Linked DNA regions of Homo sapiens: regions 2 and 3 are each linked to region 1. The links are chromatin loops, found by intact Hi-C in ENCODE. Cell type or tissue: natural killer cell. All regions are shown on one strand.

Evidence for each region. Hi-C counts contacts between places; a loop is a spot of excess contacts. Peaks named below come from ENCODE experiments on the same cell type or tissue, not always from the same donor. Only the 100,000 strongest peaks of a DNase experiment are listed, where the experiment ranks them.
Region 2: it touches region 1 in a loop (2.8-fold over the local background); 2 of 110 quality-filtered maps call a loop at or near these places.
Region 3: it touches region 1 in a loop (4-fold over the local background); 7 of 110 quality-filtered maps call a loop at or near these places.

What each region holds. Positions count from the first base shown.
Region 1 is chr5:55,099,065-55,107,064 of GRCh38, reverse strand. It overlaps GZMA (granzyme A), which reads right to left and starts at 4,419. Exons shown (of 5, transcript NM_006144.4): 1 at 4,313-4,419; 2 at 1,447-1,591. The coding sequence starts at 4,382. In natural killer cell, no CTCF peak of the experiment used is centred here; DNase peaks (open chromatin) are centred at 2,824, 4,484 and 5,304; H3K4me3 peaks cover 4,114 bases; H3K27ac peaks cover 4,386 bases.
Region 2 is chr5:54,984,892-54,992,891 of GRCh38, reverse strand. ESM1 (endothelial cell specific molecule 1) reads left to right here and starts at 7,299. Exons shown (of 3, transcript NM_007036.5): 1 at 7,299-7,675. The coding sequence starts at 7,375. In natural killer cell, no CTCF peak of the experiment used is centred here; a DNase peak (open chromatin) is centred at 3,861.
Region 3 is chr5:55,020,289-55,028,288 of GRCh38, reverse strand. GZMK (granzyme K) reads right to left here and starts at 4,033. Exons shown (of 5, transcript NM_002104.3): 1 at 3,903-4,033; 2 at 3,482-3,629. The coding sequence starts at 3,966. LOC102467081 (a long non-coding RNA gene) reads left to right here and starts at 4,120. Exons shown (of 3, transcript NR_104662.1): 1 at 4,120-4,360; 2 at 5,577-5,661; 3 at 6,767-6,990. In natural killer cell, no CTCF peak of the experiment used is centred here; DNase peaks (open chromatin) are centred at 488, 4,088, 5,638 and 6,658; H3K4me3 peaks cover 1,883 bases; H3K27ac peaks cover 3,663 bases.

The sequences.
Region 1 (8,000 bases):
TGGTCACATGTATCCCCAACATATGTGCAACTATTATATGTCAATAAAAAGTAAATAATTAAAAAATAAAAGAAAAAGACCTTAGAACAGTGCTTTCCAGTAGAGCATATTTTTATGATGAAATGTTCTATGAATCTGCACTAGCCACATGTGGCTACTGAGGACTTGAAATGTGGCTAGTGCAACTGAGGAACTAATTTGAGATTTTATTTAACTTTAATTGATTGAAATTTACATAGCTACATGTAGCTAGTGCCTATCATATTGAATGGCCTAGGTTTAGAGGCTTGATTTAGAGAGTAGGAAAAGACCAGGCCTGGGAAGAGGTTTGAATGTAGTGGTCGACAGGAGTGAAGAGATGGCCAAAGATGTGAGAGGAATTCACGGAGGCATACAAGAAGGTCATTGGACACAAGCTTTCTGTACTTGATGGTTGCACCCAGGGCTCTGAGGGGGCACTGAAAGTTTCACCCTTCCATGCTGAGGCTAATTCTACCTGGTCACGCAGTCATGACAGAAGCAAAGCTCTGCAGCACCTGTACCCAATGGCTCAGTGGAGATGTACAGAAAGAGCTTGTGGATGCTGCTTCCTCATTGCCTGATTCTTTGTGGCAAGTGTGGGCCTAACTTCCTTTTAGGCTCAAGCAAGTGCCCAAAGACTTAAGCGATGTGAAGATACATATGAACCTCCCATGGCTTCAGTGGGATCTACTTTATTTTATTTTATTTATTTTATTTTATTTTATATTTTATTTTATTTTATATTTTATTTTATTTTATTTTATTTTATTTTATTTTATTTATTTTATTTTATTTTATTTTATTTTATTTTATTTTATTTTATTTTTTATTTTATTTTATTTTATTTTATTTTATTTTATTTTTTTATTTTATTTTATTTTATTTTATTTTATTTTATTTTATTTTATTTATTTTATTTTATTTTATTTATTTTATTTTATTTTATTTTATTTTATTTTATTTTATTTTATTTATTTTATTTTATTTTATTTTATTTTATTTTATTTTATTTTATTTTATTTTATTTTATTTATTTTATTTTATTTTATTTATTTTATTTTATTTTATTTTGAGATGGAGTCTCACTCTCGTTGCCCAGGCTGGAGTGCAATGGTGCGATCTCGGCTCACTGCAACCTCTGCCTCCTAGGTTCAAACAATTCTCCTGCCTCAGCCTCCAAAGTAGCTGGGATTACAGGCATGCGCCACCACGCCTGGCTAATTTTGTATTTTTAATAGAGATGGGGTTTCACCATGTTGGCCAGGCTAGTCTCAAACTCCTGACCTCATGTGATCCACCTGCCTTGGCCTCCCAAAGTGCTGGGATTACAGGTGTAAGCCACTGTGCCCGGCCTACTCTTTTTATTAATGTTTCCCCAAATTAGAGTATCTTTACAAACTTTTTTTTAAAAACCCAGGCACTTACAAGTTACAGTGAGCTGCAGTCAACACCCAGTCTTTTGCAATCAAAGCCCCAGCACAGATGGTTTTTCTGTCAAGACTAAGTAGGACCATGTAGGGTCTTGAATGAGGAGTTACTTCATTTCCTCCAATAATTTTTTCACAGACATCTGTTCAATGGAAAAAGACAAATCAGATTGGTGCTCACCCCCAAAGAGCTCTACACAAAGTCATGTTTCTAAGACCAGCCATGCTTTTTGCACTCAGAGAGGAAGTCTGGATGAGAGCATTTCCCCTGCTTTTACTCTATGTAGACCCGCAGACATCTGATGCAAATCCTATTCCTGTTGGACTCTAGGGTCCTGTTTTTCCACCCACAGAAGCGAGGCCATTGACTGTTCCAGGATCATTAGGCTGGATGTCACAAACCAGCAACCTCAGGCCCCAGGGCAGAAAGCTCTGCCTTGGTCTTTACCATCAACAGTTGCTGCAGGAAATGCCAGTGGTAGTGACAACCTCAAGTGCTCCCACCCTTTTTGGCTAACTATTAATTTGGGGGAAATAGATAAGACTTTTAGAAGCCTCATAACTTCCCTTTTAACCCCAAGCCATTGCAAAAATATAGCTTATGAACCGATATTAGCATCGTTTAGCTGTGACCCTACCCCTCAGTCCTTTGGTCATTATGAGACTTTTGGTTATTAAACTGCACTGTTCTCACTCATAAGTTAAGAAAATAACATCGATTGCACCTCCCCTTCAATCTCTAGACCAAACCATGGGGTTTAATCTAAGGTCTTTTCCAATGAGATAGGGAAGAGAAGAGAGAAGATACCATATGCCAAGAATTCTGCCTAAGTGACATTTCCTTGATGATAGTCTTGAAGTAGAGACCCATTGTTAAGGAACAGTGAGAACTAAACACAAGGCAAACCATACATGCAGATAGAGAGAACCTTATGTCTTAGTGATACACTCCGAGTGCTCCACCTCCTGCACCAGATGTTCTTGGATTCTCCCAAAATAGTTTTGCTGAGACTCATGGTTTCTTGAATAGGGCACAGTGCCTCTTGTTCCATAATTAGGACTAAGTCATTGCCAAATTCACAGGCAAGTATTAATGACAGCTATAGAAGCCTTTCGTAAGATTTGATGAGGGTAAGAGCAAGGAGGAGAGTGACCACATGAAATGTGGCTAGTGTGATTTGAAAAAGCAGAGGTCTCTGCTTTTAAAAAGGAAACTGGGAGGAAGAAATTCTAGGCTCTAGAAACAAAAGGGTAAAGAGCTTATAGAAACAAAAGACCTTCACCCAATCCCAATTTTCCTAGGGTGATTCATGTACAGATAGATTTCAACTGTGCCTTGCTTTGCTGTCTGTTCCTTATATGGGCCCACACTGCCCTCTCTGAACACAGGAAACAAAGAGGAGCACAGCAGGTTGCTTTTGTTGTTTTCCTTTGAAGAAAAGATATGGCTGGATTTATCTGCCCTGTGTTTTTCTGTTATGGAGGATTTAACATGCCTGAATATAGTCATACTATGCCCTGCTTATAACATAGCCAACCTTTGTCCCAAATGTCCTGCAGCCTTGTTATTTTTATATTTCTTCTCTCTCTCTCTCTTTTTTGTTTTTTTTTTGAGACAGAGTCTCGCTCTGTCACCAGGCTGGAGTGCAGTGGCACGATCTTAGCTCACTGCAGCCTCCAACTCTCTGGTTCAAGCGATTCTCCTGCCTCAGCCTCCTGCGTAGCTGGGATTACAGGCACGTGCCACCATACCCAGCTAATTTTTGTTTTTTTAGTGGAGACAAGGTTTCACCATGTTGGCCAAGATGGTCTCCATCTCTTGACCTTGTGAAACACCCACCTCAGCCTCCCAAAGTCTTCTCATATTTAGGTGCATAAACCAGATATGCACCTAAATATGATAAACCAGAGTTCTTTGGGAATTCCTGGCAAGGCAGGTTATTACATAAGTCCCTGCCTCCAAAAGCTGATGAATCCTGGGAAAAACCGTGGCTGGCTCCATATTGCCACAGCTTGAGAGTAGTCCTCACTTCCTAGCAGGTTCTTCAAGGGAAATCTAGAGCTCCCCAAGAGCTGTCACCCTTTCAGTGGTAATACCATGAATTATACAGCATTTTAACCCATGCATGCTCAACTCACACAAAAGCAGAAATATTGGTTACCATTTGGTAGACAAAAAATTAGCTTAATAAAAAATACTATAGCACACCCAAAGGGTTAATGAGGGAACTGGCCTCACGCCTTAATTTATTGCCAAAGAGTCTCTAGACCAGAGAAATAAGTATAAAAATTCTAATAATTCCTGATTCACTTTTGGTGTCTAGGTCAGATTTGTCTTAATTGTCTTTATCTATGCATTTTCTGCAGCAGGAAAGGCTGAGCTGACTAAGTTGCCACTATTCCTTTCCTGGAAGGTACTATTTGTTTTACGAACAAGAGAGTTTTGTTAACTCATTTTTACATTGTCCTTTTTGGCAATTTTCAAGTTACAAATTGGCAGCAATAAGCATTGGTGGTTCTGCTATCTTTTGCAAAATAATTATGAGAAGAAAAGATTTTTTTTTCTAAAATACAGACATATTTAAAATCCAAGAAAGAATGCTATTTAAAAAAAAAAAATAGAGACAGGGTCTCACTATGTCGCCCAGCCTGGACTCAAACTCCTGCGCTCAAGTGATCCTTCCACCTCAGCGTTCCTAGTAGCTGGGACTACAGGCATGTGCCATTGTGCCTGGCTAAACATTATAAGGCTTGGGGGAAAACATCTTCTTTCAGTATAGGAAGGTAATATTGCCAAAAGTTCATTGAAAGTCTGCTCCATTTTGCTTCATGGTCATAATGGAAATGAGAAGAATCAGTCTTACCTTCAGGAATTAGCAGGAGAGAAACGACAACTGAGAGAGAGGATGCCAGAAATCTATAGGAGTTCCTCATTGTGGCTGCTGTCCCACATCAATCAACCTGAAAATCTGTTTTCAGTTCTTAACTGCCTCTATCTATATACTGAGAGTAAAAAGGATGTGGTTTCCTTTCATTTTTTTTTTCAAGTTTCAAAGTTTAGCATTAGGAAACCAAATCCAAATAAGTGAGAATGGTGGATGATGGCTCACTGCCAGCAGGCAGGCTTTCCTTTGCTAGGACTGCTGAGGGGGGCGCTGGAATTCTACAGGGTAGGAGAGGGGCAAGGGACCTTGTTGCCATCAGAGTACACCAGGGAAGACTGTAAAGTGTCTCAGCTATGATTTTGAAGACGCTTTCATCATCTGCAATATTATCTGTAGTATCCATGACTGGAAACTCTCGAAGACTTAAATTAGAATTTTAATAAAAGTCCTCAAAATTGGTCACCAATCAAAATTCTTTCTAGCTGTCTCCTTGGGTTATATAAGAATTAGCAGGCCAAGTGCAAGCTGAGGACAGGAGGGAGATTTATTTACATAGAGGCTCCTGCCTGGATTTTCCTTCCCCACTTTGTGGTGAGTGTTTATTGTGCTCCTGCCTGGTCTGTGGCAGGTGTGGGAACATGGGCTGGAGGAGGGTAGGGGCTCTTGGCCCTTTTCAGCCCTCTGATTGTGCGTTCCTGATTGTCTAGTTTCACAACTTTAGATACTGAAAGTATCTCCGAGTTTCCCTCCCTCCCCGCCCCCCCCCGACCCCTGCTTCCTGCCTTTCTTCCTTACTTTCTTCTGAACAGGTTTAGGTGAGAAAAGAAGTGGGAGTCATTTTTGTTCCAATGTTGGGGAATGTCTCACTCTAAGAAGAGTCAACCTCAGTCCCTGGAGGAACAGTATGCAGTGTGCTTTCTATTTGAAATGAGTTCAGCTCTTTTTCTGAGCTGAGGATGTGGTCTCCGATACAATATACATGGTCAGATGTGCTGTCAGGATGTTGGGTACTGAACCAACCATCCCCATAGTTAACATCCTGATGACTTCAAACCTAGTGGTTACTTCTTTAGAAATCAAGTGACCTTAGAAGGGAGCCCTGCTGAGACCCCTGCATTTCTTTTTCTCAGATATTACAAGTGTATCAAAGGTTAATCATTTTCAGTAACAGCAGTGAGGACCCTGCTATTGGTTTTGGTGAGTAATTTTAGTGCAGACTTAAAAAAGTCAAATTGTAATTAACTACACCTACTGAAAAATTCTTAAAACATTGACAATTTTGTTTATTTTTATGTGAATGGTTGCTCTTCCATTTATGTTGACTTCTAACAACTTTATGAGACATAATTCACACACCATAAAGGTCACCCATTTAGAGTGTATGAGTCAATGGATTTTAGTATATTTGCATAGTTGTGCAGCCATTACCAGTACCATGCTGTTTTGGTTACTGTAGCCTTGTAGTATAGTTTGAAGTCAGGTAGCATGATGCTTCCAGCTTTGTTCTTTTGGCTTAGGATTGTCTTGGCAATGTGGGCTCTTGTTTGGTTCCATATGAACTTTAAAGTAGTTTTTTCCAATTCTGTGAAGAAAGTCATTGGAAGCTTGATGGGGATGGCATTGAATCCATAAATAACTTTGGGCAGTATGGCCATTGTCATGATATTGATTCTTCCTATCCATGAGCATGGAATGTTTTTCCATTTGTTTGTGTCTTCTTTTATTTCGTTGAGCAGTGGTTTGTAGCTCTCATTGAAGAGGTCCTTCACATCCCTTGTAAGTTGGATTCCTAGGTATTTTATTCTCTTTGAAGCAATTGTGAATGGGAGTTCACTCATGATTTGGCTCTCTGTTTGTCTGTTATTGGTGTATAGGAATGCTTGTGATTTTTGCACATTGATTTTGTATCCTGAGACTTTGCTGAAGTTGCTCATCAGCTTAAGGAGATTTTGGGCTGAGATGATGGGGTTTTCTAGATATACAATCATGTCATCTGCAAACAGAGACAATTTGACTCCCTGTTTTCCTAGTTGAATACACTTTATTTCTGTTTCTTGCCTGATTGCTGTAGCCAGAACTTCCAACACTATGTTGAATAAGAGTGGTGAAAGAGGGCATCCTTGTCTTGTGCCAGTTTTCAAAGGGAATGCTTCCAGTTTCTGTCCATTCAGTATGATATTGGCTGTGGGTTTGTCATAAATAGCTCTTATTATTTTGAGATACGTCCCATCAATACCTAGTTTATTGAGAGTTTTTGGCATGAAGGTTGTTGAATTTTGTTGAAGGCCCTTTCTGCATGTATTGAGATAATCATGTGGTTTTTGTTGTTGGTTCTGTTTATGTGATGGATTATGTTTATTGATTTGCATATGTTGAACCAGCCTTGCATCCCAGGGATGAAGCCAACTTGATCATGGCGAATAAGCTTTTTGATGTACTGCTCGATTTGGTTTGCCAGTATTGTATTGAGGATTTTCGCATCGATGTTCATCAGGGATATTGGTCTAAAATTCTCTTTTTTTGTTGTGTCTCTGCCAGGCTTTGGTATCAGGATGATGCTGGCCTCATAAAATGAGCTAGGGAGGATTCCCTCTTTTTCTAGTGATTGGAATAGTTTCAGAGGGAATGATACCAGCTCCTCTTTATACATATGGTAGAATTTGGCTGTGAATCCATCTGGTTCTGGACTTTTTTTGGTCGGTAGGCTATTAATTATTACCTCAATTTCAGAACCTGTTATTGATCTATTCAGAGATTCAACTTCTTCCTGGTTTAGTCTTGGGAGGGTGGATGTGTCCAGGAGTTTATCCATTTCTTCTAGATTTTCTAGTTTATTTGCATAGAGGTGTTTATAGTATTCTCTGATGGTAGTTTGTATTTCTGTGGGATCGGTGGTGATATCCCCTTTTTCATTTTTTATTGCATTTATTTGATTCTTCTCTTTTTTTCTTTATTAGTCTTGCTAGTAGTCTGTCATTTTTGTTGATCTTTTCAAAAAACCACCTCCTGGATTCATTGATGTTTTGAAGGGTTTTTTGTGTCTCTAGCTCCTTCAGTTCTGCTCTGATCTTAATTATTTCTTGCCTTCTGCTAGCTTTTGAATTTGTTTGCTCTTGCTTCTCTAGTTTTTAGCATTGTGATGTTAGGGTGTTGATTTTAGATCTTTTCTGCTTTCTCTTGTGGGCATTTAGTGCTATACATTTCTCTCTACACACTCCTTTAAATGTGTCCCAGAGATTCTGGTATGTTGTGTCTTTGTTCTCATTGGTTTCAGAGAACATCTTTATTTCTGACTTCATTTTGTTATTTACCCAGTAGTCATTCAGGAGCAGGTTGTTCAGTTTCCATGTAGTTGTGTGGTTTTCAGTGAGTTTCTTAATCCTGAGTTCTAATTTGGTTGCACTGTGGTCTGAGAGACAGTTTGTTGTGATTTCTGTTCTTTTATATTTGCTGAGGAGTGCTTTACTTCAAATTATGTGGTCAATTTTAGATTAAGTGCGATGTGTTGCTGAGAAGAATGTATATTCTATTGATTTGTGATGGAGAGTTTTGTAGATGTCTATTAGATCTGCTTGGTGCAGAACTGAGTTCAAGTCCTGGATATCCTTGTTAACCTTCTGTCTCGTTGATCTGTCTAATATTGATAGTGGGGTGTTAAAGTCTTCCA
Region 2 (8,000 bases), 110 kb after region 1:
GCATCCTCATAGCTTAGCTCTCACTTATAAGTGAGAACCTATGATATTTGGTTTTCCATTTCTGAATTACTTCACTTAGAATAATAGTCTTCAATCCCATGCAGGTTGCTGCGAATACTGTTAATTCATTCCTTTTTATGGCTGAGTAGTATTCCATTGTCTGTCTGTCTATCTATCTATCTATCTATCTATCTATCTATATCTATCTATCTATCTACCTATCTATCATTTCTATCTATCTATCTATCTATCTATCATCTATCTATCTATCTATCTATCTATCTATCTATCTATCTATCTATCATCTATCTATCTATCATCTATCTATCATCTATCATCTATCTATCTATCTATCTATCTATCATCTATCTGTCTATCATCTATCTATCTATCTATCTATCTATCTATCTATCTATCTATCTACCATAGCTTCTTTATCCACTCATTGATTGATGGGCATTTGGGCTGATTCCATATTTTTGCAATTGCAAAATGTGCAGCTGTAAACATGTGTGTAGCACTAGAATTTTTACTCATACTTATTGAAAGGACCCTTTTAGGGCTTATATGGACATAGATTTTTATAATTTAGAACTTTTGTACCTTCAAAAGAAAGAAAAATATAAACTCAACAAATTGGTTAAAATATTCCTAAAATGTCTCCACATTCGTATCTGATCCTCCTAAATCACATGTAAATGCCATCCATGTTTATTTCACATAGTATTGTCTTCTGGGTCATCAAAATCATTGATGATACAACATTTTTTAAAAGAGAACTCCACGATTGTCTTTAAGATTCTCTTCCCAGAGACTGGCACCCATCCTGCAAATTTTAATGTGCACATGTAGTCAGTGACAATTACATCATGATGATTACATCTCATCTTCATTGATGTTAACATGTGAAGATGTGTATTAGTGAAATAAGCTAAAAATTCATGAGCGTAATATAAATAAAAATCCTAGGTCAATCCCTCAGAGACAGACTTTTTCTGTCAGAAGTCTTCAGAGTAACGTTAAGTACTAATTCACTAACCTGAAGAGATGTGACTGGGAAAAACTGTTAGTTTAGAGGTTCCTCAAATTTTTGGGTTTGTCAGAATCAACTGGCTTATTTGTTAAGAATGTTAACTCCCAGACCTACCCCAACCCATCAGATTGGAATCCCTGGCTGTGGCATTTCTGACAAACTTCCCAGGACACTCTCATGCAGGTGGTGTGGAGAATTGTTTTGAGACACACTTGCTGAGACCCGTCACAGGCACCCTCAGCTGTGCTGCACTAAGCTCTCAGATCACAGGCTTGGAGACTTCATGAAGTCCGTGGCAGCCAAAAAAAAAAAAAAAAAAAGGCTTCATCAGGAACTGCCTAGGAAGAAAGAAGCCAAAATATTTTGACGCCAAATTAGAGTGAGTCTGAAACTGCCAAATCCTGAAAATGTCCTAAATAAGGGGCTTGGAAGTTATGTTTCTTATTTCTCTTCATCTAGTGGTTAACTTTTTTTTGAACATTCAATCATTTATTCAACTCACATGTCATATAAACGGCTAAGGCCATTTATCACTGGACAAACTGATGAGTTTGGTGAGGGTGGTCCTGATTAACATTTTATTACATTATAAAAGGGGTCAGTTTAAGGTTAGGCAAAGGAAATTTCATGTCATTAGAGAAGCAAAGTAGCAGAATCATTTCCTATGATTCTTGTGTTAATCAGAAATTCTATCTTTCTAAAATTCCTAGTGGAAATTCCAAATATCTTAGCAATAACTTCTAATATGACTTTAAAAATCTATGTTCTCTAGTTCTAGTGTCTAAATGACTTCCAATGCCTACAGTAATTCTTTAGTCATGTAGGAAACTGGTGACACTTTTAAAAACTCTTTTAGCAGAGAAGTTTAGTGAGCTGTTTAGTCATCCCATGCTTGGATGGGGCGAGGCAGGCTGCTAGGAGGGGTGGTGGAGTTTTCCTAAGGAAGAATGTTGAAACTCAGTCATCATGGTTTGCTGTGAATTAAGTGAATGAGAAACTAGACCATCTTGCAGAATGTGAGAGGAATGGAGGAATGCGTGAGACCTGAGAGAGCCACTGGTTTATTTTCTCTCATGGTTTAATTTGTCTTATAGAGTAAGTAATAATGTTTTACACCTGTACAGTAATTTAGTTGGCATCATGTTTTTAATCCACATTCTCCTTTGATCTCAACATCTCTTTGAGAAAGGGAAGGCATTTCTCTCCCTTATATTTTATTAAAAGAAAATGACTTAATGTTAATGAGGAGGCTGGTTGGTGCCTTACCCATAGCTGATTATGAAACTGGGATGCCAACCTACGTCTTCTGGTCCTGAGTTCAGAGCTACTTTTGCTACTCACATTGCTTCTCATGTCAGGGTGGCACATGGTGCTTCTGGATGTGGGTTCATATTTGCAGCTAGAGGGATGCTGTGTGAAACAGGAATCTCTTGCTGATGGAGTCCGAGATTCAGAACCTGATTTGAGAAGGAGCTAGCTGTTAGAAAGAAAAGCTTGCCTTGATGCCCCACATTAGAAACTGCCAGAACTGGGGGCAAAGAGGAGAAGAAGGCACCTCAGTGAGTAAGAGCTCTTCATGTTTCCAAGCCAGACTTCCTGGCTCTAAAAAAGTTCCTAGCAGCGTGAACCCAAAGTTGAAGTTTCTAGATTTGAACAGGGTTAAAAAACAACCTGACTCTGTGGCTGCTTCCTCAGAGGCTCCATTGGAGTAAAAATCTGGATATAGTGCCAAGTTCTCTGAGAGGTGCCCAGACATTCTGGGTTTGTAGCAGACACTGCGGGTGTCCTGTCCTTATCTTCTTGCAGTCACTCACACACCCTCACACTCAGGGCTCCTGCAGAGCTCTGTGTGATGGCACCCCAGCTGCCTACGAGGTTGACCTGCTCATCAAGACAAATCAGAGAGCCCCCATATGGGCAAGAAGCCTAATTAAAGCAGATGCATTTCACTTTGCTCTTCTAAGCAGGTGTAGTTTTTGAAAATTGCCTGTAAATCATATATTGGTACATTCAATTCCACTTTGCTATTAAAATTGTCTTTATTAAAAATAGAAACTTAAAGAATTAGAGAGATTTCTTTTGGGAAAATATTTGCTCCAAGACATAAGATCACATTTAAAGAATGAAGCCAATCTTCAGAAATCAGACGCTTGATAATAATAGTCACGATGGTTTCATATCTGTTGCCCTGTTTGGCCCTCTTATTATTGAGGTACTGAGGAGAAAGGAGAGGTCTAAGGTATGTGGCATGTGACTTGCCTAAGATCACATATCTTGGCAGTGGTAAAGCTGTTTCTAGGCAAACTGTACTCAGGGCAGGAGGCTCTGGGAAGATTCCTCAGGCCCTGGGCTTTGACAGCTGACCTGTGACTGCCGTGAATCCCAGCCAGTTTGGCAGAAGTATTTCACCAAGTTCTATTGGCTATGAGGGGCTCCCATGAACTTTCCAGGGTGGATGTGATATTGCCAAGCCCAAGGTCAACAGGACAAATTTGGTTAGCTGTGAAGGAACTGCCGCAATGGGACTACAGTCTTTGCTCAGGCTCCATCCAATCCTCGATGTCTCTTGGATTGGATGTGCTGTTTCTTGACACCTCTACCTCATTCCCACAAGTAAACACATTCTGCAGCTTAACCTAGCCTGCCCTAGAATCTGGGCCTCACTTTGCTTCTCCTGGTGGAAAGAGAAAGAAAGGGAACACATTGATGCCCGTTTAACTTACTATCATCTGAAGATGATTCTGGGAAACAGTTGGTTCCTTTTATGTGTTTATTAAGTATTAAGCTCCTGCTGTGGGCTAGACCTTGCAGTAGGCACATGCAAAATTGCTATCAGCTAGTGTCAAAGCAGGAAGACTTTCAGATGGTATCAAAAACCACAACCAAAACTAACCTAAAAACCAAATCACCTAAAATCTGCATGTAAATGTCTCCACTTGCTCCTCCAAACTTTATGCCCTCAAGTCTGCCTTTGTAATTCAATTTAAACCAGACTTCTCTGGTAGAGCTGGTTTGTTAGGAAGGCACAGTAAGTACGGTATAATTCGCTTTACCATAAACCACCTTCTGAGAGTCTGGGATCTGCCCAGAGCCTTTCCACTGGACTACTTTTACCTATCCAGAAAAAAATCCTTGTTATTTGGTTAGAAGCAATCATAATGTACAAAATAAACACAAAATATTAATGCACATTACCAAAGCTTATTTTCCTAACACAATACCAGCTTTAAGAAAAAAATCAAAGTGGCATTTTAAGTATACAGGGTATACTGGGTTAAATAGATATTTGGTTTTATCATTTCTCTGCCCCCATTGCAAAACACCATATGCTGCAACATTTGGATCCACAGATGGTATGGTTTGACCCACCTTAGTTTGAACTTACATTTTAGGAGTTGTGAAAATCTTGTGCAATTCCTCTTGCCCTTTCTCACTCTGACTTGACAACTGATATACAGGCAGAGCAAGATGAGAGATGTTCCAGTCCCCAGCACAAAGCAAGTGAAATGGGTGGACCTCATGCACTCACTATCAACAGCTCTGCCATCATCTTATTGCTTTTTAATGCAGCTTAGAGTTGGCTCCTTGGTTGCTCGTGCTCCCATTTCCTAACCCTTTGTGGTCATTGCTAACTTTCCTAATGGAATTCATTGATCTGGGCTCAAGGCTCTGGGGAAGACAGAAATCACTAGATAAAAATCTTACAGGGATTGTGTTGGGACAAATGGTTTTTGTTGGGTCTTGGAGGGATTGAAGGTTCCCCTAAAATGAGTTGTTAGGCACTGTGTATTGAGATAGTTCCACCACTGGTGAACTCTATTGGGCATATTTTCTGCACTTACCTGTGCATTGTAGTTTGGTTTACTATTTGGATTTGGTACTCTCAACTTACATTTGTTTAGTTGTCATTTACTGAAGGTATTATCAATTTGGTTTCCCTTTATCTTCCATAGTGGAAGAGTTTCATGTCTTTATGTGCTATTCAGGAGGACGAAATCCACTCCATTCCTTCTGTATTACATCTAGTATAGCTTACCATGTCACCCACCTTGGGCACCTGTTTGGCACCTGTATGTATTTGATTTTACAATCCTTAATCCAGTCTCCAGAGCTTGTTGGTCTCAGGGCTGGAGTCCTGGCTTCACCATTTGCTAACTGTGTGATGATGGACAAGTTACTTACCCTCTCTAGGCCTCAGTTTTCTCATATCTAAGATGGGGATAAGAATAGCACCTAGCTCTTGAGGTTGTTTTGAAAGTTAAATGTGGTAATCTACATAAACTGCTTAGCATGGCATCTGGCACACAGTCAGATCTCTGTAAAGGTTAGATATTATTATTAACCACTATTCCAGTTAACTACTCCTCAGAAAGTGGTGTTCAGTAACAAGGGACATTTTCTAGGGTCAGCCTAAATTGCGACCTAGGCCATTGGAACTATTGGCCATGAAAGCACAATTATGTATTGTAATAGGCAATAGAATATGTGGCTCTGACATTAGACTAACATCCATCCCTTCAATATAGGGACCTTAGGCAAATTAACCTCTTTCTTACTCAGTTTCTTCTTTTAAAAAATAAGCATGATAATAGCAGCCACTTCATAATATTGTGATGAGGTGCAAATGAGTTAATGCATGTAAAGTGTTTAAGCTATTAACTCAACAAATATTACCCATTACTGAAAACATCAGAGTGTGCCACCTGCTAAGTAAGTGCTTCTGGGGAGATAGAGTATTTCAAATTGGATTGTCATGAAAAATTTGGAAAATTTGAAAGCTAAAACTCTTGCTTTCATTTCCTACTGCCTCAATTCTCTGTATTCTGAATTTACTCCCTGTGTCCCCCTAAAATTGCATTTGCAAAAGCCGATCTTCAAGTTACATCCAATGCCCGCTCTGCCTCATCTTCTATGGGAAACAAGAATTTTAGAGGTCAGGTAGCCTAACACCATCAATTCTCAAAAGAGGAAGCTGAGGCCAAGAGAAGTCCTGTGAATTTCTTACAGCTCATTTGTGACAGACCAAGAATTACCCACTTTACTGGGTTGTTATTTACTAAGTGACAGTGAGTCTATATCTCTTTTGACAAGTGAGGTGGGGGCATGGAATTCGGCATGTGGTTGGTGTAAGAACTCCCCTCTCTCCTCTTTAACCTTACTTAATAAGACCCTGGCACAGTTGATATTTTAAGAGGGCTACTCTGTTTTCCCAGAGGGACCTAGGCACGGTAACCCTCTTAGCATGCAGACCTTGTTTCCTGAGGGGTAATGTTTCCCTTCCCTGTGACTTGTTTCTTGGGGGCTGTGTTCTGATTTTCCTGCTGAGCCACTTGTTGCCTTGGGCTGGCTGCCGCGCTTGGCAGTTTTTAGTGAGGGCTCTGATAGATGCCAGGAGGTGAGGGGAAGGGCTCTGGGTGGACTCCGTCATTGGACAAGCAGACTTAGTGATGGATGAGCCTTCCCCTGAGGAAGTTTTGGATCAGAAGTCCAACTGATAAGTTTTTCCAGAATTGAGTAACCCAGAAGCAGTGCCGAAAGGATCTTACCTCTCTTGTGGCTTTTTGTATTGATTTTAAAAGAAATTCTCAGAGGCAGTTCCACATTGTACTGGAAGCACAGCTATATCCACAATAGGCTTAGATATATGTAACATGAATTGCTTTAGAAATAACATTTGAGGAGAGGGGTGAGAGGAAGGAAGAGAGGGTCTTAAAAAATAGCCCTATCAAAATATTTTCTTTCTTCTAAGTATTGAAAAGACACAATATAACCCTTTCTTCTTTCAAATGATCTCATAGCTATTTGTTGAGGGGAAATACCAAATGTTTATTATTTTTTTTGAAGAAGCTTCTTCGGTCCTGATGATTCATGTTGATATCATTTTCCTCCTGACTACAGAGGCTCTGAGACAAAGCTACACCTCAAGTGATATGCCAGGGTCAGAACAATTCCCGTCCTGAAGGAGGGTGTGCAACCTTCTTTATCCCTCCTTCACAGACGTCCTTGAGCCCTTGAGACGGATGTGAGTGAGTTTTTCAGTCCTCATGCAAAACAACCATCTAAACATAACAGATGACATCAGCTTGGGCTTTTCAATTCCTGGATGGCAGCAGCGTGTTAATCCAGCCTTCATCCTGGATTTCATAAACCAAAACAAGAGAGCCTGGCAGGAGGACAGCGCTGCTGCTGGGTTGAGGAAATTGATGACGGGAAAGCATGCGGGCAACCCAGTGTATAAAACTCATAAACGTGTAGGCAGAGGCTCAGCTACCAGTTTGGACGGCTGCTTCCCACCAGCAAAGACCACGACTGGAGAGCCGAGCCGGAGGCAGCTGGGAAACATGAAGAGCGTCTTGCTGCTGACCACGCTCCTCGTGCCTGCACACCTGGTGGCCGCCTGGAGCAATAATTATGCGGTGGACTGCCCTCAACACTGTGACAGCAGTGAGTGCAAAAGCAGCCCGCGCTGCAAGAGGACAGTGCTCGACGACTGTGGCTGCTGCCGAGTGTGCGCTGCAGGGCGGGGAGAAACTTGCTACCGCACAGTCTCAGGCATGGATGGCATGAAGTGTGGCCCGGGGCTGAGGTGTCAGCCTTCTAATGGGGAGGATCCTTTTGGTGAAGAGTTTGGTATCTGCAAAGGTAAAGAGTGACCCCTTACCTCTCCCCTCCCGGGGCATGCTGAGAGCTTTTAGCCAGCTTGGGAGGTGAGGTGGCTTTGCTCCTCAAGAGTAAGAGGGAAAAGGCAGGTGGATTCTTGACAAGGCACCACACAGGTATTGTCATGGGTAGAGACTGAAGGATAGCTCCAAGTAGCAACTGAAACCAGTGTGCAGGAAGGCACAGAAAGAAGTGTGGCATTTTACTCGTTGCCTTAGGAGATCGCAAAAAGAAAGCTGCAATGGAAGATTGTGTTGGCTCCTTTTCTGGAAAACTTTAGAAACTTGACAGGTAATCTGTTAAGGAT
Region 3 (8,000 bases), 79 kb after region 1:
ATCTTCAGGATGAATGCTCTAACAGAAAGGTGGGCACGTGCCTAAATGACTCACACAAAGAAGGCTATGAGGTACAAATGAGAGGTATGGAGGGTGGATTCTCACTAAGGGAGGGATGCTGAAAAAATGTCTGGGTTTCTTTCGTCTTTTACTAATTTACTCGGCTAGTTATTGCCTTTGAAATGTTTTGGTTATTTTTGTCTCCACTGGGACATGTTAAGACCAAAAACAACCCAAGCAGACCATTATTCCTTCTGACCTTTCAATTTCTAGATATCCTTCAACTGTAATCTGTGCTACTCAGGTCAAATTTTCTGCCCACAGGGTACCTGGAATTACTTGAGTTCTGGGATGCCACCTCCTTAGCTAAACTGAAGTCTGAATTCACACAAAGAGGAAGTAATAATGCCAGTGTTTTTCAGTTGCACAGCACAGGATTTCCCCAAATGCAGTCTTCAGACTTGCTTCAGAATCACCTGGAGGTGTTGGTTTAAAATGTGGTTTCCGGAGTCCCACCCTGAGCTTTCCTGGAAGAGATTCATATATGGAGCAGAACTACAGTGCGGCTTATAGTGGGTCTGCTGAAGACATCTGTAAACATTGTCTCCATTGAGCCTAACAATAACCTTTTTCAAGGCTGGTAAAGCTGACGGGCTGTGTATTCCTTACCAGTAAAAGATTGTTCTCTGACTGGTCCAAGGTGACACACCTCATAAATAGGGGAATCAGGACCCAAATTTGGCTTTTGGTGACTCCCAGTCCAGTGCTCTTTCCTCAATCCCTCTTTGAACCCCGTGCCAACCCCCTTCAAGCCTCTTCTTTTCTCTGCCAGCGCGCCTGGACACTCAACAGTGGTTCTGCTTAGACCCGCCCCTTGAGGTCTGGCAGCAAAGGCAGGGTCCCTATGTCTTGGAGATTTCTCTTGCCTAAGAGAGAGGGAGAAGAACTTGGCTGTCAGAGAGGGAGGTCTTCCCAGTCTTATCTCGTCAACATCAGATTAGTTCCTTGGTTATTACCATGGAAGGCACAGATAATTGTATAACAATACTCGATAACATCTATTAAGTTCTTTGTGTTCTGTGCTAAGCATTTTACAAAGCTTCCCTCATTTAAACCGCACAACAGCGTGGTGAGATAGGTATTATGACAATCCCCATTTTATAGATGAAGAAATTGAGGTTCAGGTAAACGAATAAACTTGAGGACCTTTGCCTCCAGGAGGCAAATTCGGGCAGGATTAAAGCTCAGTTGGCTTGAATCTAGAGCCTGAACATTGAACCATTTTGTTCCAGGAGCCTTGAGCATTTGAGATGGAGTGAGGCCATGTGGAAGGGGCTGTGGAAGGTTCCATCTAACAACTTGCTAGGCAGGTTGGGGCAGGAGGAAGTGCTCTGTGAGAGGGGCCTGGGAGAGAATCAGGAGAACAGGGTACAACAGCTGGTGAGAGTTTTGCTTCTGGTAAGTTAAAATGCTGAAAATAAGTTTGTACAGGACATTTTTTATCAATTTCCTTTTATATTTGACATGGCAACTAATAAAGGGGCCAGAATATTGAGGGAGGAGATGTGTGGATGGCTGGTGAGAAGGGAGCACTCCCAGGTTTGGCCCTCTTCAAAATTTTGCTGAGAGAGAGGCTTGGGGCAAACTATTCCCACAGGATACTGGGGAGTACATTTGTGGGAAGCCACCATTGAGCTATTTTGTAAATATTTTGAATTTCATAAAGCTTAATATTTTTCCAACCACCGATCTGCCTACTTTTTACACCCAAGTGTCCTGTAGAGGAAATTTGATCTACATATTTTGCAGTTCTTTATACCCCAGCCATTTAAAATGATATTTAGCAATAGTTTGTTTTAAGAAAAAAAAAACAAAACACAAAAAACTCCAAGACCTCTCTCCAGTCTTTTGTCAATAATCTCTTTCCCCAATTTGGGAATCCGCTTCTCGTGAGTTAAATCCACTTGACAAAATTTAAAATTCAACTTAGTGATATTATTTAATTTCCTATAACACTTTATGGCTAGTGAAGCACTTTTTCATACACCATGTTTCAGGCCTAGCCAAAGAAAGAAAGAAAGAAAGAAAGATCTTTCAGTGTATTTCTTTCTTTCCATCCAAAGTTTGTTGAACATTTAGAAGTCAAGCTCTGTGTCTGGGGAGGTTATAGACCATTTGAATGTGTATTATGAGCATATTTGAAGATGTGCATATTTTGCATCAAATGAACATTCGCTGACAGTTCCCCACTCTGTCTCTCTGATCTCGAGGGGGCAAATGCCCTGGAGAAGAGAGAAGTGATGGGGATGAGAGTGTGATTTCTATGAGGGCAAGAACCCTGTGTAAATGAAGTAACCATATTAAATTGGAAATCAGTGGCTTGCTATTTAGAGATAGCAGAAGATCTCCCAGTTTGCAGGCTTCAAAACTTCCAATTTGTGATCAAACAGTTCCATTTAAATGGGGTAATCAGACAAAACCCCCAAAGCATAGAAAAGCAAATCAATTCAATTGTTCTGTTTAGATATAGACAATGCCTGGAGAGCAAACCATTACAGCTAAGAGAGATCTTTAAGTGAAAGAAAAGGAGAAGGCTCCATTTCAGCTTATTAGGTAAGAAACATAAGGAAACATATATACAAACAAAAAACAAAACCAAAAACCCAAGCAAACAAACAAAACAACAAATACCAAATTAGTTTTCTACTGGCATTTCCTTTTGTGATGGTTGCAGCATCCCAAGAGGGGTTTTGTGCTTTATTAGCTGAAGTAAGAGAATCCTAGGCTGAAATGGACTTTGGAAGGTTTTACTCTGTCTTCAGAAAAGCTTTCATTCTAAGTATCCTAGAAAATAACTCTCTCATTATCTTTCTCTTTCTAGAAGTCATCAATAACTTGTTTTTTTCCACCTAGGAAAGTTGTAAGTGGTGAGTAGCTACTGTTAGGTAGCTACTGTTAGGAGTGGCAAAGTAGGCTTCTCATGCGTATAATACTAATGATAATAGCTGCAATTTTTTTGTGCTTACTAAATGTGCCAAGCATGCTAAAATACTTAAACAGATACTATTTAATTCTCAAAACCCACAAAGCAGGTATGATATGATTATTACCCCTTTGTAAAATGGGGAAGCTCAGAGCACAGAGCAAGCTCAGGTTGTCTGATTTCCTTTTGAGCAGTGTGATCTAACAAGGTCAAGAGTACTGCTGCTTCAAGTATTACTGTTGCTGTGTTCCCTGCATTATACAGAGGACTTGAATTTGTCTAATGTCTTGCCTGGGAAAAGCAGCTCAGTTCTCTCTGAAAAGGAAAACCCAAGACAGAAAGCGTGGATGTGGAAGAAGGTAAATAAACGCCACCAGTTGGTCAGTAACCACAGAAGCTAACAGTAGATCAAATTCTCATTCAGGAGAGGTAAGCTTCTCTTGTACCTATAATAACTTTCAGAAAAAACACATGTCTGGAAAAGTGTGGAGGACTCACCGATATTGGCAGTGGGCTGCTGTCAGCACCCACTGTGGATCAATCAGAACACCTCCACAAACGTGATGTCCGCCATACTGGATGGAGGCCATAAATGGCCTGGAATGAGGTGACACTTCTTTCCCTCCAATAATTTCCATATTGAAACCTACAAAAGTAGACCAAAAGGTTTCACACAAAAGATCTAAACTACTGTTTCATGTAATTCTTCCAATGACAGTCACTATATTATTTTCAAAGCTTAAAAAACAACAATAACCCTACCTAAAAGCTACAATAATTTTACTGATGAAAAATTTGTATAATACATTACAGTTCAGAAAGATAGGAATGATTGTGAAAATAATTTTCATCTATAATATAACAATATAGTCAGTAGAAATTCATTTAATGTTTACATGTAGATATAGGAGATACTTACACACATGAGTCATATAAGCCCCAACTATTAGGAAAAACAGAGAAAAGGAAGAAAACTTAGTCATTTTAAAGATTTAGATTTAAGAAGCCCAGATGAAATGTGTTGATCCTGTGATGAAGGAAGAAGATTCTGAAGACTGAGTTTTGTTCTTGTAAGTTTTGACTTTCTCACCACAGGTGCTCTAGGGGTAAGATTTTTTTTCACACCTAGGTGTAAACGTTATGTATCAGTTTGGGGACTTTCAGGTCTGTGCTTTTAGCACTTTTTTGTTTTGTTTTGTTTTGAGACGGAGTCTCTCTCTGTCGCCCAGGCTGGAGTGCAGTGGCGCGATCTCGGCTCACTGCAAGCTCTGCCTCCTGGGTTCACGCCATTCTCCTGCCTCAGCCTCCCGAGTAGCTGGGACTACAGGCGCCCACCACCACATCCGGCTAATTGCTTTTAGCACTTTTTTGGGAGAGGTATGTATGCCATAAAGAACTCATATCTGGAGATACCATCTCTAATACCTGTATCAGAGTACTTATGCTATAAAGAAAATTTATACTATATGTGTATATAATATTTATAAATGAAAAATATCCATGCCATAAGAATGTAATGAAGTTGCAGACAGAGTTCAAAGATGTCCATTGCTCTCAAGCAATACTTACTATTTTTCCTGGCACAAAATGGTGCCTATCATATTTCATTCTTCTCTCTTTTTCATTTGGACATAGATTTATGATGAAGAGAGACATGGACCTTGCACAGATTATGGTTACTTCACAATGTGGCTTAGCTAAAGCCTGAGCACCAACCAGAGAAAACCATATGTTTTGCAGCAAACATCCCTACTCATGTCGTTTCTCTAAGTTTGCCCAAATTTGGTTAAATTTTAGTTACATTTTTGTGAGATTTCATAATGTTGTTAAAGGTGAACATTGGCAACTATTTTTGATTCAGAGTCTCTCTTTTACTCATTTTTAATTGAAAATGGCCATGTGTTTTTCCAGGGACTTAATAATAATGTCTTTTAAAAATAAAGGACTGCATTTTGTAATTCTTCCCAGGAACAGATGACAATGCATTGCCAGGCCTTCAATACAAAAGGTATTAGACTCAAGATTCTACAAGATTCTGTTTGTGCCAGACACTGATCAGCAGTGCAAATATAAAATGAATACAAACAGATCACGCATCAGAATGCCAATCACTTCCTAGTAACACTGATCAAAATTTGCATTAAATCAACAGATCTTTCTTTTAAGAGGTATGCATTTTATCTTCCATTCATTTTAGAAAGGAGAATTAAAATCCAGAGCTATTATGCTCGGCAGATTGCAAGAGACTCCTTTCAAATTGTTTTCTAGCACAAAGAGTAGGAATAATAAAAAATAATACTATAATTATGTATTATTCATTATAACTTAATAATATATAAGTAAAATACCTTATTTCCAAAATTCTTTTTATATGATCATTTATGGTTTCATGTCTATGTCTTTGAGGAAAGCAGGACAACTTATGTTACAATGGAAGAAATAAGTTCCAAGAGGCTAAGTAATTTGCCCAAGGCAACACAGCTTATGACCTAGACCAAATCACCTGCCTGACCTCCCTGTATGTTAAGTTGTATGTGAATGAGTACCCTCCCAGAACACAGAATTTTATAAAAAACCTGCTTTCCTTGTACAGGTGTGTGGCAACAGTAAAGCTTTCTACATGTTAAACAGAATGAACAAAACCAACGCAGAGCAGTGACTTCCTGTCAGAGCAGAAGGTGAGATAAGGAGGAGCCAGATTAAGAAAAGCCACAAGCTTAATAAACCAAACTTATTACTCCCACTCAAATGTCCCTGTGAATTTTCAAGTCATCTTTGTCACTGTTGATGTACCTTGGATGCTCTACTGTGTGCCATTGTTCCACATTGGAAGGCAGACAGGATGGCGTCAGTTCCCTGCTACATCCCAGTGATGCTGGGATCGTAAGGAAGATGGTGTGTGACAGGTAGAAGTGATCCAAACTCTAAGGAAGAAATAAATTGTAAAGGACGAAGCTTTGTGTGTGTGTGTGTGTGTGTGTGTGGCGGGGGAAATGGGAATGGTTACAAACATCTCTCAGCTGCTTATTTCTGAGTAGTAAGGATTAATGTCCACATAGCGTTGTACAAATTGCTGAACGTTTTTAGCTGTATTTCCAGGGAAGTGGTTGTCATTAGTCTTGTTTTATGGATAAATAAACTGAAATTCAGGGACTTGCTTGAGATTACCGAGCTAGCAGGTGGCCCTTAAGCTCCTATGTGCTGGCTCCCGGCTCTATGTTCCTTTCAACCTGGCTACATGCCTGCCTCCTTTGAGAAGTCCCTGGGGGTTTAGGGGCTCTGAGACACAAGCTAGCTGTGCAGAAGAGAAAAAGGATTTAGCCATACACACTGCGTGTAATTAGACATGGGTGAGATTTAGTTCAGTTGGGAAGAGTCTCATAACTCTTTCTTGTAGCTGACCTAGAAAATTCTGAGAATCATGTTGGTTAATAGTAATGAGTTATTTGGTTTTGGCTTTAGACCGATTTGCCAGTTAATAGTATCATTTGTTATTATATTCACGATTCTGGATTTGAGAACAGTGGGCTGTGTAACATGATGAGCTCGGCGATCTAATTTATTTCTGGGTGTTGGTTTTTGTTCTGTTGAGTCTGCTGCAGGGAGGGCCATGTTTGCTTTGGATGGCTTTACAGCAACTGTACCGGACTGAGCAAGTGCAAGGCTGTGCTCAGAGGAGGGCTGGCTTCACACGTCATAGCCTTGTGGCTCTTCTTTGCTGTGTTTAGCTGTCTTTCTTGCTGCTCTTAGAGATGTTTTGTTTCTGCTTCTCCTGTGTTTCAGGAGACCCTTATAGAACAGCTGTGCCACTGCTCCAAAGGCCTCGTGTGGTTCTATCCCTTGGACTGCCTTTCTTCAACAGCCCAGACACCTGCTCTGTCAGATTTATAAGCCACACCCCCTAGAGCCATGCCAATCAAAGCATGGCCCGCAGACCTGTGCCAGTCTCCGAACCTCTTTGTTACCGATTTGGAGCAAGATGGGGACAGAAATTGAGAGCCAGAGTTTAGAAACTGTAACAGCGACTTAACATGGCACTGTATTAATTTATTTTATTAATGAAATAAAATTTGTCCAATCTAATAAAAATTGGGTGTGTATTTTGTATGCCTTTGTTTTTTATTTAATTACTTTTTTCTATTTATTTGTGTTGTATAAACGTATCAGTTCACAATGGGCTGAAACTAAAAACAAACAAATTAACAAACTAAAACTCCAAACACATTGGTCTTTCCCACAGGTAGTCTGAGAAACACTGCTCTGTAGACATAAGTGCAAAGCAGATTTGTTTCAAGCTCTTCCCATTTATTCCCTTTTACATTCCTTTGAAAAATGTTCTCAATATCAAGTTTTCCCAAGCTATCCAACCATCCCCAGCCCTTGGCACTTGACATCAGGATTTGGCAGAATTTCACTGGATCCCTCCCTTGTAGCCCACCACCCTTCAGGCCTTGACTTCTGTCCAGTAATGGCTTAGCTAATTTGGTAAATGTATCTGCTAACACCCATAGTGAAACTATGGCAGCTTTGAAAATTGGGCTTGGGAAGGATATTGGGGTGCTATATAATGATATTAAGTCCGAAGTTCTCAAGAAAATGTAAATCTCACCTCAGATTACAGCCATCCCTCCCACTAGGTCCTTAAAATGAATGAGCTTAAGGGCAGTTGGCAAGGAAAGCAAAGTACCCCTCAACTCAGAGCTGGGGCTGTAATAAGGGTTGGGGCACCTGGAATACTGCCTTTTCCTAAGCAACTTAAATGTAAATACTTCAGAGGGCTGCTCTAGGGCCTCTTCTTGGTGGAATGATGGTGGTGGCAAAGGTGAGATTGAGGGAAATTTGTTTTGTCTTCCTCTATCTCAACTTTAAATCAGAATATATTTTGCATGTTAAATCTTCCTTTCATAAATATGAAGATACGTTTTCTAAACCATCATTATTGAGTTAAGTCACACAATAGTACTTCAACTTCCTTTTCCTTTACTCCTCTCCACGTCAGCTATGAAGTGACTGGAAT